Regions from separate parts of the Homo sapiens genome. Here region 1 is linked to region 2. Evidence: read pairs that join two places in POLR2A ChIA-PET (ENCODE). Cell type or tissue: MCF 10A. All regions are shown on one strand. Each heading gives the region's core, and the rest is flanking DNA. Links, peaks and the distances in the headings are about the cores only.

Region 1 (5,378 bases), core at 283-5,282, 87 kb before region 2:
CCCATATAGCCAAGACAATCCTAAGCAAAAAGAACAAAGATCATGCTATCAGACTTCAAACTATATAATCAAAACAATGTGGTACTGGCACTGAAACAAATATATAGACCAATGGAACGGAACAGAGGCCTCAGAAATAACACCACACATCTACAACCACCTGATCTTTGACAAACCTGACAAAAACAAGGAATAGGAAAAGGATTCCCTATTTAATAAATGGTGCTGGGAAAACTGACTAGCCATATGCCAAAAACTGAAACTGGACCCCTTCCTTACACCTTATACAAAAATTAACTCAAGATGGATTAAAGACTTAAACTTAAGACCTAAAACCATAAAAGCCTTAGAAGAAAACCTAGGCAATACCATTCAGGACATAGGCATGGGCAAAGACCTCAAGACTGAAACACCAAAAGCAATTGCAACAAAAGCCAAAATTGACAAATGGGATCTAATTAAACTAATGAGTTTCTGCACAGCAAAGAAACTATCATCAGAGTGAACAGGCAACTTACAGAATGGGAGAAAATTTTTGCAATCTATCCATCTGACAAAGGGCTAATATCCAGAATCCACAAGGAACTTAAACAAATTTACAAGAAGAAAACAAACAACCCCATCAAAAATTGGGCAAAGGATATGAACAGACACTTCTCAAAAGAAGACATTTATGTGGCCAACAAACATATGAAAAGCAGCTCATCATCACTGGTCATCAGAGAAATACAAATCAAAACCACAATAAGATACCATCTCACGGCAGTTAGAATGGCAGTCATTAAAAAGTCAGGAAACAACAGATGCTGGAGAGGATGTGGAGAAATAGGAACGCTTTTACACTGTTGGTGGGAGTGCAAATTAGTTCAACCATTGTGGAAACATTATGGTGATTCCTCAAGGATCTAGAACCAGAAATACCATTTGACCCAGCAATCCCATTACTGGGTATATACCCAAATGATTATAAATAATTCTACCATAAAGACACATGCACATGCTTGCTTATTGCAGCACTATTTACAATAGCAAAGACTTGGAACCAACCCAATGCCCATCAATGATAGACTGGTTAAAGAAAATGTGGCACAGACACACCATGGAATACTATGCAGCCATAAAAATGAATGAGTTCATGTCCTTTACTGGGACACGGATGAAGCTGGCAACCATCATTCTTAGCAAACTAACACAGGAACAGAAAACCAAACACCGCATGTTTTCACTCATAAGTGGGAGTTGAACAATGAGAATACGTGGACCCAGGGAGGGGAACATCACACACTGGGGCTTGTCAGGGGGTGGGGAGCAAGGGGAGGGACAGCATTAGAAGAAATACCTAATGCATTCAGGGCTTAAAACCGAGATGATGGGTTGATGGGTGCAGCACACCATCATGGCACATGTATACCTATGTAACAAACCTGCACATTCTGCACATGTATCCTAGAACTTAAAGTATAATTTTAAAAAAGTTTTAAAAAATATTTGATTGTCAAAGGATTCTAACTCTGAATGTCGTTTATTACCCCAAAGAGTAGGACCATCTCCCTTCTCGGTGCTGTCATTTTCATCATCTTTTAAAGAGTTCATAGGGTTGTCCTTACAGTAATGAGTTTGTTGTAATGTTTTAGGGGAAATAATTAGCCCTTTTAGGACATTAGATTATCCCCTAGTGGTGACATTACATCTCTGGGGAACATTTTATATCCTCCAGAAAAGGGATCTCATTAAGTCAAGTGTGTTAAAGACACATTCAAAGTCACTGTCACAGGAGTTCATTATTTCTGAAGGAAATGTAAGCAGCAATTTCACAGTTGAGTCTGCAATTATTAAAAAAAAAAAAAAGTCCAAAGACCCTCAGTTCTTCTGACATAGCCACTCTGTAATTCATTTTTTAATTCAAAATATGCATTATAAAGTACTAAACCAAAAAATGTTAAAAACGAAGAAAGAAACAACAACAGCAAAAACACGTCGGAGAGTAAGCTAACGGTCCCCTGCGGAGCAGCAAGTCACTGTTTCTCCCACGCTCCATACTTCAGAATGCAAATGGGCTAAGTTCATGCTCATTCATTAATATCCATGACTGTTGTCACAGTTTTTTCTTTCTCAGCATCATTCTATGAAGAATAAATGACTTAGTTACCACAAACCAATGATGAGTTTTTCAAGTGGAAAAGACAAACACTTGAGCCCCATTTTACACGAATGACCATAAAAACTGAAAACCATGAAAATGTTGAGTCAACATCCCCAGTAACACCCGGGGAGCTTCGTAGAACTATTCAACGATGTAGATTTGGCCACACCCTGGATCAAATCACGACCCCAAAAGAAATACAGAAAAAATTTAGACAGTAGTCTTCTGACTGAACCCCAAGATTTCAGTGATAATCCATTCAAAAATATTTATAAGGCAAAAATCCATTTGGCAATCAAGAACTTAAGTCAACATGTTCTTATTAATCATGCAGTTAGTCGCATGTGGTGTTTCCACTTGTGCAATCTTCCTAAATTAGCTTAACTGGAAATGGAGAGCCTCAACTTTGGAAGGCTCTTCTGGAAACAGGCACTGCTTCCTGGGCAGCTCTGCCGAAGAGAGATCATAATCTCACAGCAGCTGACAGTCTAGCACTGACTTTGTCTGGCATTTCTGAGCCCCTGTAGTGCACCTCTCATCGAATGCTTTGGGAATTCTGAGGGAGCTGCTGCATCCTCATCTTTCACACGCAGGAGGGACTCATATTCAGAGGTTAGGAGGTGGAGGGGGCATTTAAGCCCAGGTCTGTCTCACTTTGGAGCCTGCGCTCCTGACCACCTGCGTGGTTGTTTCTCCAGGAGGTTGTTTGTTAGACTGGGTGGAAGCAGGTCTCTTCCTCTGCGGGTCCTGATGTCAGTCCCTCCTCTTGCTGACAGCTCTTCAGACTTGTGACAGCAGCCAGCATTCTGTGAATTCTCCTCTTCTCCAGGCTAAATGTTCCCAGGACTTCCAAGATTCCTCAGACATCAGAAAGAGCCAGTCCCTCCATCATCCTGTCTGCCTGAACACACAGAGGTCAGGGGGAGACAGTGTGGGGCACAGTCATTGTCTTGATTCAAATGGAGTTTACTGAAAACAAATGAAAGGTTTTCCTCTGACATGCTGTGCTCCATACTTGCACAGCTTGTTTTGTGAACTTAAACCTAAGAACTTACATTTTGTCTTTAATAAATTGCATCCTGATAGACTGAGCACAATGTTCTAATTTATCTTTGTATTTTCTAAAATTCAGTTTTGGTACTCAGTATATCTTCCACACTTTCGGCTCTGTTGTCTATGCAGCATTACCTAGAGGAAAGAACATAGTTTAAGGTCATATTAACTTGGATTCAAATTCTGGGTGTGACACTTACGAGCTGTGCAACCTTGGGCAACCATGGTACCGAACCCTGCGACCTTCTTGTAATACATGGAGTGTTGTTTAGATGTAAGCTGTTCTTGAAGAGCTAAATGAGAGGAAACACACACCCCCTGGGGTTGGCCCCAGGAGTCTGAAGGAGGCGCTACAGTGGGATTGTAATTTAGGAAGCAAAACCTAAGCAACTTGAGAGTAACCTGTGCAGAGAGTGAATGTGTGCCTGGAACAGATGGTTCAGTGCAGACCACAGAAAAAGGAAGCCAGAAGCTATCTATTTTAGGGAGAGAAACACTGTATCCTAGACAACAGAACCTTCTGGAACAGGCCTCACTGTGGCCTGAATAAAATAGCCCTCACCCTAATAGGAGCTGTCATACTAGGCTCCTATTGACTTCAATAAGGATAGCACCATGTTCAAGAGGCCCAAGAAGAGACCCAGAGCCAGCAAATGAGACACAGTGTTTACTGGGGGAACTTACATTCAGGGATGGTCCAGTGGCAGCAGGCTTGACAGGGGAACCATTACCTCTCATAAAAGGCATGCAGTTCATGTAGCATTTTCACTTAGCACCCTCCCCCAGCAACCTGCCACAGGATGGGCCAGGGGCTCAGATGTTCCTCATAGGTAAGAAATGGACCTCCTAGTTGGCCACTCCTGGACTGCTTAGCTGAGAACTCTGAACAGACACTCTTCTTAGACCATGGAGTCATTCTCAGGGTATGCTTGAGTTCTCATTGTCAGGTGCATCTGCCATACAGGGGCCACCAATCAGCCAGGCGTCAGAACGGAGCAACACACTGACCTCTCAGGAGTGCTGATGGGAGTCGTGAGCATCTGGTCACTGGAAAGGAACGTCCCCCAGTGGACACAATAACTGGCGCCCGGTACACACACTGCATCTCGTATGTTTAACTGCACACATACCCCTGACTCACACCACTCTGGAACAGGGACAGGGGTCTCCACACTCACCCCTGTGGGGCCTGCTGAGGGCACATTCTGCCTTCCTGTGTTGACATCCTGATCTCACCTTCATCTCTTTTTTGACCTGCAACTCGCTGCCATTTTCTAATCTGTAACAAAGGAGCACAACACCCTCTGTGTAGCTTCATCACAATGAGCGAGTAAACAACGTGCCTACAGTGACTATCCTGGTGCCTGCAACATCCCAGGCTCTTACCCCTACTGTCCCACACGCCCACCTCCCACTGCCACCACTGTTGCCCAAACTGAACAGGAACGAGCTGAGGGCCTCAGAGGGCACCAATCCAGTCCCCTTCCTAATGACAACAGCCCTCTACCCATGGTCCTGTGAACACGGTCTTTTTAGGCAGTCATTAACCCCCCTGTCTGCATTATTCCCTGGCCTGCATGGTGCTCAAGGGCACCAGGTTGAAGTCCCGATGAAGAGCATCTACACATTTCTCTGATTTTTCTAGCAAGCCTATCAAAAGTAAAAACTGGTTTAGATCGGCATGACTTTTTTTTTAATTTAAAGTGTATTTGCAAAACATCTCATTAAAAATCCATTACAGAATCTTTCCAGGATGAATGTCAACTCATAGAGTATGTAGAGTATGGCTTAAAAAGTCCTTTTTCTCCCTCTTTGAAAATTAGATCCATGTTTTTCAAAATCTGGCCTTTTCAGCCCTTTCTTATTTTCTGTGACCTTTCTTCAAAAATTCATATCGGTTCAGTTATCTCAACTAGATATTCCAGCCTGTGACTCCTCAGGCTGAAATTTGTCAAAGTCAGGAGATTTTAACTGTTTTAGAGCAGCTATGAACTCTACTAGAATCTTCTTAAAACTCCTTTTTTAATGATAAAGGAAAAAAGATAAAGCCCCTAATATTCCATATTCCCACCAGATTTAACCACTATTAACATCTTGGCATATTTGGCTTCCAGGTTTTTTTTTTTTTTTTTGTAAGAAAAATCACTACATTGCTTTTTATAAAAGTGATATATGTATAATA
Region 2 (5,378 bases), core at 75-5,074:
CAAGAAGCTAAATATAGAGAAAGAAAAGGACCACAAGGCATTCAGTTGAGAAGCTCCACAACTAGGATATCATGTCCCCAAGGCAAACGTTTGAGTTTCTCCCTGCTGCACTTGGTGCTGAACTAAAGCTTTTCCATTTAGGATGTTTTGAAGCTCAGGTTGCTTAATTTTGCCACTGAGCTTAATTCCACCCAAAGCCTTGTGACATCTGTGGCCTAATATTATCATAACAATGACAAATAATCATTTGTCATTGATAAATAATCGCAGCAGCATGACAGGCAGAAACAAGTGCTTGTGTTGAAACAGGGAACTGACAAGCGATTCCTTATAATAGGTGACGGGCAACACAGCTGTGCGGAGATGGGAACCCTACCTGAGTCCAGCCCTTCTGTGGTTCTGTTAACATTGATCAGTTTAGCAATCAGTACTTACTCCATTTTAAGGTAAAATTCTCAAGTCACACATACAAAGAAAAGATTATTTAAAAATCATACAAAGCAATGAATACTACAATCACTGTTAGTTCAAAACATGGTTTCGCGTCCTGAAAATCATTGGGCAAAGAGATCCCAGACAGTGTTAAGGAACCCCTTTTATTGAAAAACTCCTTGCTTCTGCTTCCTTAGTTAAAACCTGAGATTTTTCCACAGTGGAGTAACACATGCATAGCTGGGGCACATATTTTGCACCTGATTTGGTAGGAGAAAATGCCCAGGCTGAGAGGAGCCACAAGACATCCGTGAAGTAGGAGAAAATGCAAGATAGTTAATAACGTACCCAACTGCTATGAAACAAATGTTAAGTCGAATGAAAGGTTTAGGGATGTATCACTCAGGGTTCTACCAGACAAAGCCAGTAAGATTCACACACATACACACATACATCAAGAGATTTATTTCAAGGAATTGGCTCATGTGACTGTGGGCCTGGCAAGTCAGAAAGCCATGGACAGGCCATCAGGAGGGCAGGCCGGCAACTCCAGGCAGGAACTACCCCACAGTCTGCAGGTGGAATTTCTCCTTCCTCAGGGAGATCTCAGTTCTGCTTGCAAGGCCTTTCAATGGACTGGATTTAGCCCACCCAGACTATGGAGAATAATCTCATTTACTTAAAGTCAACTATGTACCAAATACCTTCCCAGCAACATCTAGACTGAGTTTGACTGAGTGACTGGACGCTCTAGCCTGGCCGAGCTGACCCTCTCAGGGGACAGATACCCTCAGGGATCTTGGATCAAGCACTTCTGTTTGTTTGTGGGGTGGGGATGGGGAGAAGAGGAAGCAAGACACATCTAACAATTAACAATAGCAAAGGGTTAACAGATGCTGTGGTACTTACTCTGGTCCTTCGGACAGTCCCAGAAGAAGAGGAAGGCAGGAGAGAAACTTGTGTGGTGGAGGCACACGATATTTGATGGATAAATCCTCCTCCGTGACTATCTCCTCTACTGATCACCAGCTACACCGAACCATCTTTCCTTCTCTATAATCATCCCATTCCTAGATTTAATTTTCTGATTCATGTATTTTTTGCATGGCCTCATTTTCATTTGCTTTTCTCATTTTTCTTCATACCATTCTTCCTCATCCACTTCTTTTTTACTAATTCCCAGCTTTTGATCTTCTATTTTGTTTTGCTCTACTTTTCCCCCAAACTTGGTCCTGAATTTTCACATTTTTCTTGTGCAAACACTACAATAACTTTACTACTACTATCACCAGCAGGAACACAGACTTGCTACCCAGGAATTTGGATGAGGTTCTATTCAAGTTCTTCCACTCCTCAGCTAGAGTTTGGGCATAAGTCCACTGTCAACTGAGAAACAGGAGAAAAATTAAGAGTCAGGAGTCACAAAAGGTTTTATCTTAGGTGAGTGTCAAATAAAGAAACGCAACAGCGAGAAGTAGAGTACTCTGCCACCTTCAGCCCTACGAGGGCGACATGAAGAAAGCACTGGGCTTGTGTGGATCACCCCAGGGCAGCGGCCAAGAAGAAAGGATTACACCAGCACGTCCATCTCAATCTCTAGTGAAAGAAAGGATGGAACAAAGTTAAATCTCGGTGATTTTCTCATCTCCAGAGATGTTCAAGGACAGACCCAGACAAGAACAGTCACTTGCACAGAAGTAACTCGAGCATGAGCTAGGGTACTAGACTATCCCTCTGAGAAACATCCAGCCCTAGGGTCCTTGCAAATGCTACAGGGAGTAACAGAGTTAGAGATTAAGTTTATTATTATTATTATTATTTTGAAATGGAGTTTTGCTCTTGTTGTCCAGGCTGGAGTGCAATGGCAGGATCTCGGCTCACTGCAACCTCTGCCTCCCAGGTTCAAGCGATTCTCCTGCTTCGGCCTCCAAATAGCTGGGATTACAGGCATGCGTCACCACGCCCAGCTAATTTTGTATTTTTAGTAGAGACACAGTTTCTCCATGTTGGTCAGGCTGGTCTCAAACTCCTGACCTCAAGTGATCCACCCGCCTCAGCCTCCCAAAGTGCTGGGATTACAGGTGTGAGCCACCACATCTGGATAATTTTGTATTTTTAGTAGCGATGGGGTTTCTCCATGTTGGTCAGACTGGTCTCAAACTCCTGACCTCAAGTGATCCACCCAGAGTGCTGAGATTACAGGTGTGAGCCACCACATCCGGCCTAGATTAAGTTTATATTGAGAACTACCACAATGATTCATGAGTCTCTCATGAGAAACTAGTTGGAATTATGAGTTTGTTCCCTCCACTTATACATACTGTACCCACATGTTTTCGTTTTCTATACTCTTCACCACATGTTGCTTCCCCCACATGCAACAGGAAACTGGCTCCACGGCAAGGGTGAAAAAGATCTGACCCAGTGGTTCCCACCCACGCCACCTTCCAGGGAGAAGGTGAGGCCAAGATGAGACTTTAATAAGTCGAAAATAAAAGACTGCTAAGTGCTGCCCCACAATTACTCACAGGCTTGTGGTCAGGTTTGTGAGCTGCTTGGCCTGTTGCCGGCACTTACAAGCTTTCTTGGAAGCAAGACACAGACATTCCTGCGGAATGACTTGAGCAAATTTTGCTAACGCTACAAGGGTTGATTGAACACCACCACATTGAACTGATGCAAGAGGACACTGAATCACACCCATAAAACACCCGTCCTGTCAAGAGTCTTCCAAGAGGACGCGCAGGAGTCAGCGCTCCGGGGAAAGAAGATGAGAAACACCAGGTGGACCACCCTGGCCAGGCTGCTGGGAACAAGCCTACGTGCACAGCTGCCGGAGGAGAGGCGGGTCTCCCCTCTGGGAGGCATCTCAGCTACATCTATCAAGTTATAAAAATGTTACTCTCCCGCAGGCTGAGCCCACTCCCAGAATTATTCCAGAAAAGACTCCAGAAGAAGAAACCATATGTGCATAGAGGCTCACTGAGGCCTGACCTTAAAACATCCCGCAGTAAGGGAAAGATTGGATTTAAAAGAAAAAAAAAAAAGACCAGCTAAATGAAATATCATAAAGCCATTAAGAATGAATAAAAACTTGAGTAGCATGTTCATAATAGAGACTAGACAGGAACAAAGGAAAATGAAAGCAATTGACTTAGGGTAGAGCAAACACAGGTGGAGTTTTTCCCTTTGACTTTTCTTTAAAATAGAGGTTGTGTGTGTGTGTGTGTGTGTGTGTGTGTGTGTGTGTGTGTGTGTGTGTTTTGAGACAGAGTCTCACTCTGTCGCCCAGGCTGGAGTGCAGTGGCGTGATCGCAACTCACTGCGACCTCCGCCTCCTGGGTTCAAGCGATTCTCCTGCCTCAGCCTCCCAAATAGCTGGGACTACAGGCCCGCCACCACGCCTGGCTAATTTTTTGTATTTTTAGTAGAAACAGGATTTCATTGTGTTAGCCAGGATGGTCTCGATCTCCTGACCTCATGATCCGTCCGCCTTGGCCTCCCAAAATCCTGGGATTACAGGCGTGAGCCACTGCGCCCAGCCTAAAATAGAGCTTTTAAATAGAAACAAACAAACAAAAAAAAAAATGGAAAGGAAAGAGAGGAAAGACTTTGCCCTAATAAAAGGGACATTCCAGAGTACTTCAGGCCCCAGTGCTAATTCCCTGGTGCACTTTTTCTTAGAACACTGTGTGTATAATGATGCTTTTAGGGGGAAAAACAACAGTATTATAGAGTTTGAAAGAAAGGGAAAGCCTCGACTTTTACAACAAATACAACAGCAAAAAGAATCCATCATTGTGTATGAATGTGAATACATTCACTTCCATTCTATGAGGGTAGTGATACTTTAATTGAGGGGTCCTCTGGGAATACAGTTTACTACAATAAGTTTTGAACCAAAGAGTGTAAGCCCTGACTCCAAAAACAGCCATGGAGCACAAGCCCCATATCTGCCTACTCCCCACATCTTTACCCAGAGATGCTTCCTGCCTTGATGGCCCATAGGGCTCCAGTGGCCTCTCACCTGGCTTCTACCTGCAGCTGATGGAAGGCACAAAGGCTGGCTCCCACAAGGGAAGAGGGATGCAGTGTCATTTGTCACCTCCCACCTCTCTTCTCTTTGCCTTTTCTCTTGGGGGCTCCTTACCCCCATCCTCTACTTCTGGGGACCCTTACCCCTGGCCTGTTAACTTCCCAACTTCAAACTGAGGGAGCTGAAATCCATCATTTATATTCACTGCTCAAGCACCTATTGGTAATGATTGCTAGAAGGTGTTATAGTAACAGCATTTTCATTTATTTATTTATTTATTTATTTATTTTTAGAGTTAGAATACTAACATAGAAGCTTTGCAGCATTTTGGGGATTTTTAATGAGTATGTGGTTGATGTTATTTATTTGCTTATTAATGGGGATACAGGTATCTCTAAATTCATAAATCAGCAGTATCTCTCTTTTCAATAGGGTTTTGTTGCTCACCAATATGACTACTCAGAAAATGGCCACCCACAAAATAATAAATAATGGTATAAAAATAGTCTACTTCTTATGGAAAATTGCTGCTAGAAAAAAAATCCTAATTAAGGCCAGGCGCGGTGGCTCACACCTGTAATCCTAGCACTTTGGGAGGCCAAGGCAGGCCGATCATTTGAGGTCAGGAGTTCAAGACCAGCTTGGCCAACATGGAGAAACCCCATCTCTACTAAAAATACAAAAAATTAGCCAGGCATGGTGGCATGCGCCTGTAGTCCCACCCACTTGGGAGGCTGAGGCAGGAGAAGCCTTTGAACCTGGGAGATGGAGATTGCCATGAGCCGAGATCACGCCATTGCACTCCAACCTGGGCCACAGAGTGAAATTCCATTTCCAAAAAAAAAAAAAAAAGTCCTAATTAACTAATGATTCCAACACAGCAAATAAAAGTTTGCAGATAGAATTCCAG

Evidence for each region. Peaks named below come from ENCODE experiments on the same cell type or tissue, not always from the same donor. Only the 100,000 strongest peaks of a DNase experiment are listed, where the experiment ranks them.
Region 1: POLR2A ChIA-PET joins it to region 2 with 6 read pairs; 1 of 35 experiments calls an interaction of 5 or more read pairs at or near these places.

Annotation. Positions count from the first base shown.
Region 1 is chr13:20,329,951-20,335,328 of GRCh38, forward strand. No RefSeq gene overlaps it. Among named protein-coding and RNA genes, the nearest start is that of GJB6, 100 kb to the left of the region's middle. In MCF 10A, for the core only: no CTCF peak of the experiment used is centred there; a DNase peak (open chromatin) is centred at 2,511.
Region 2 is chr13:20,417,057-20,422,434 of GRCh38, forward strand. All of the region lies in intron 5 of CRYL1 (crystallin lambda 1), which reads right to left. Among named protein-coding and RNA genes, the nearest start is that of MIR4499, 14 kb to the right of the region's middle. RefSeq lists an enhancer at 1,971-3,170. In MCF 10A, for the core only: no CTCF peak of the experiment used is centred there; a DNase peak (open chromatin) is centred at 2,985.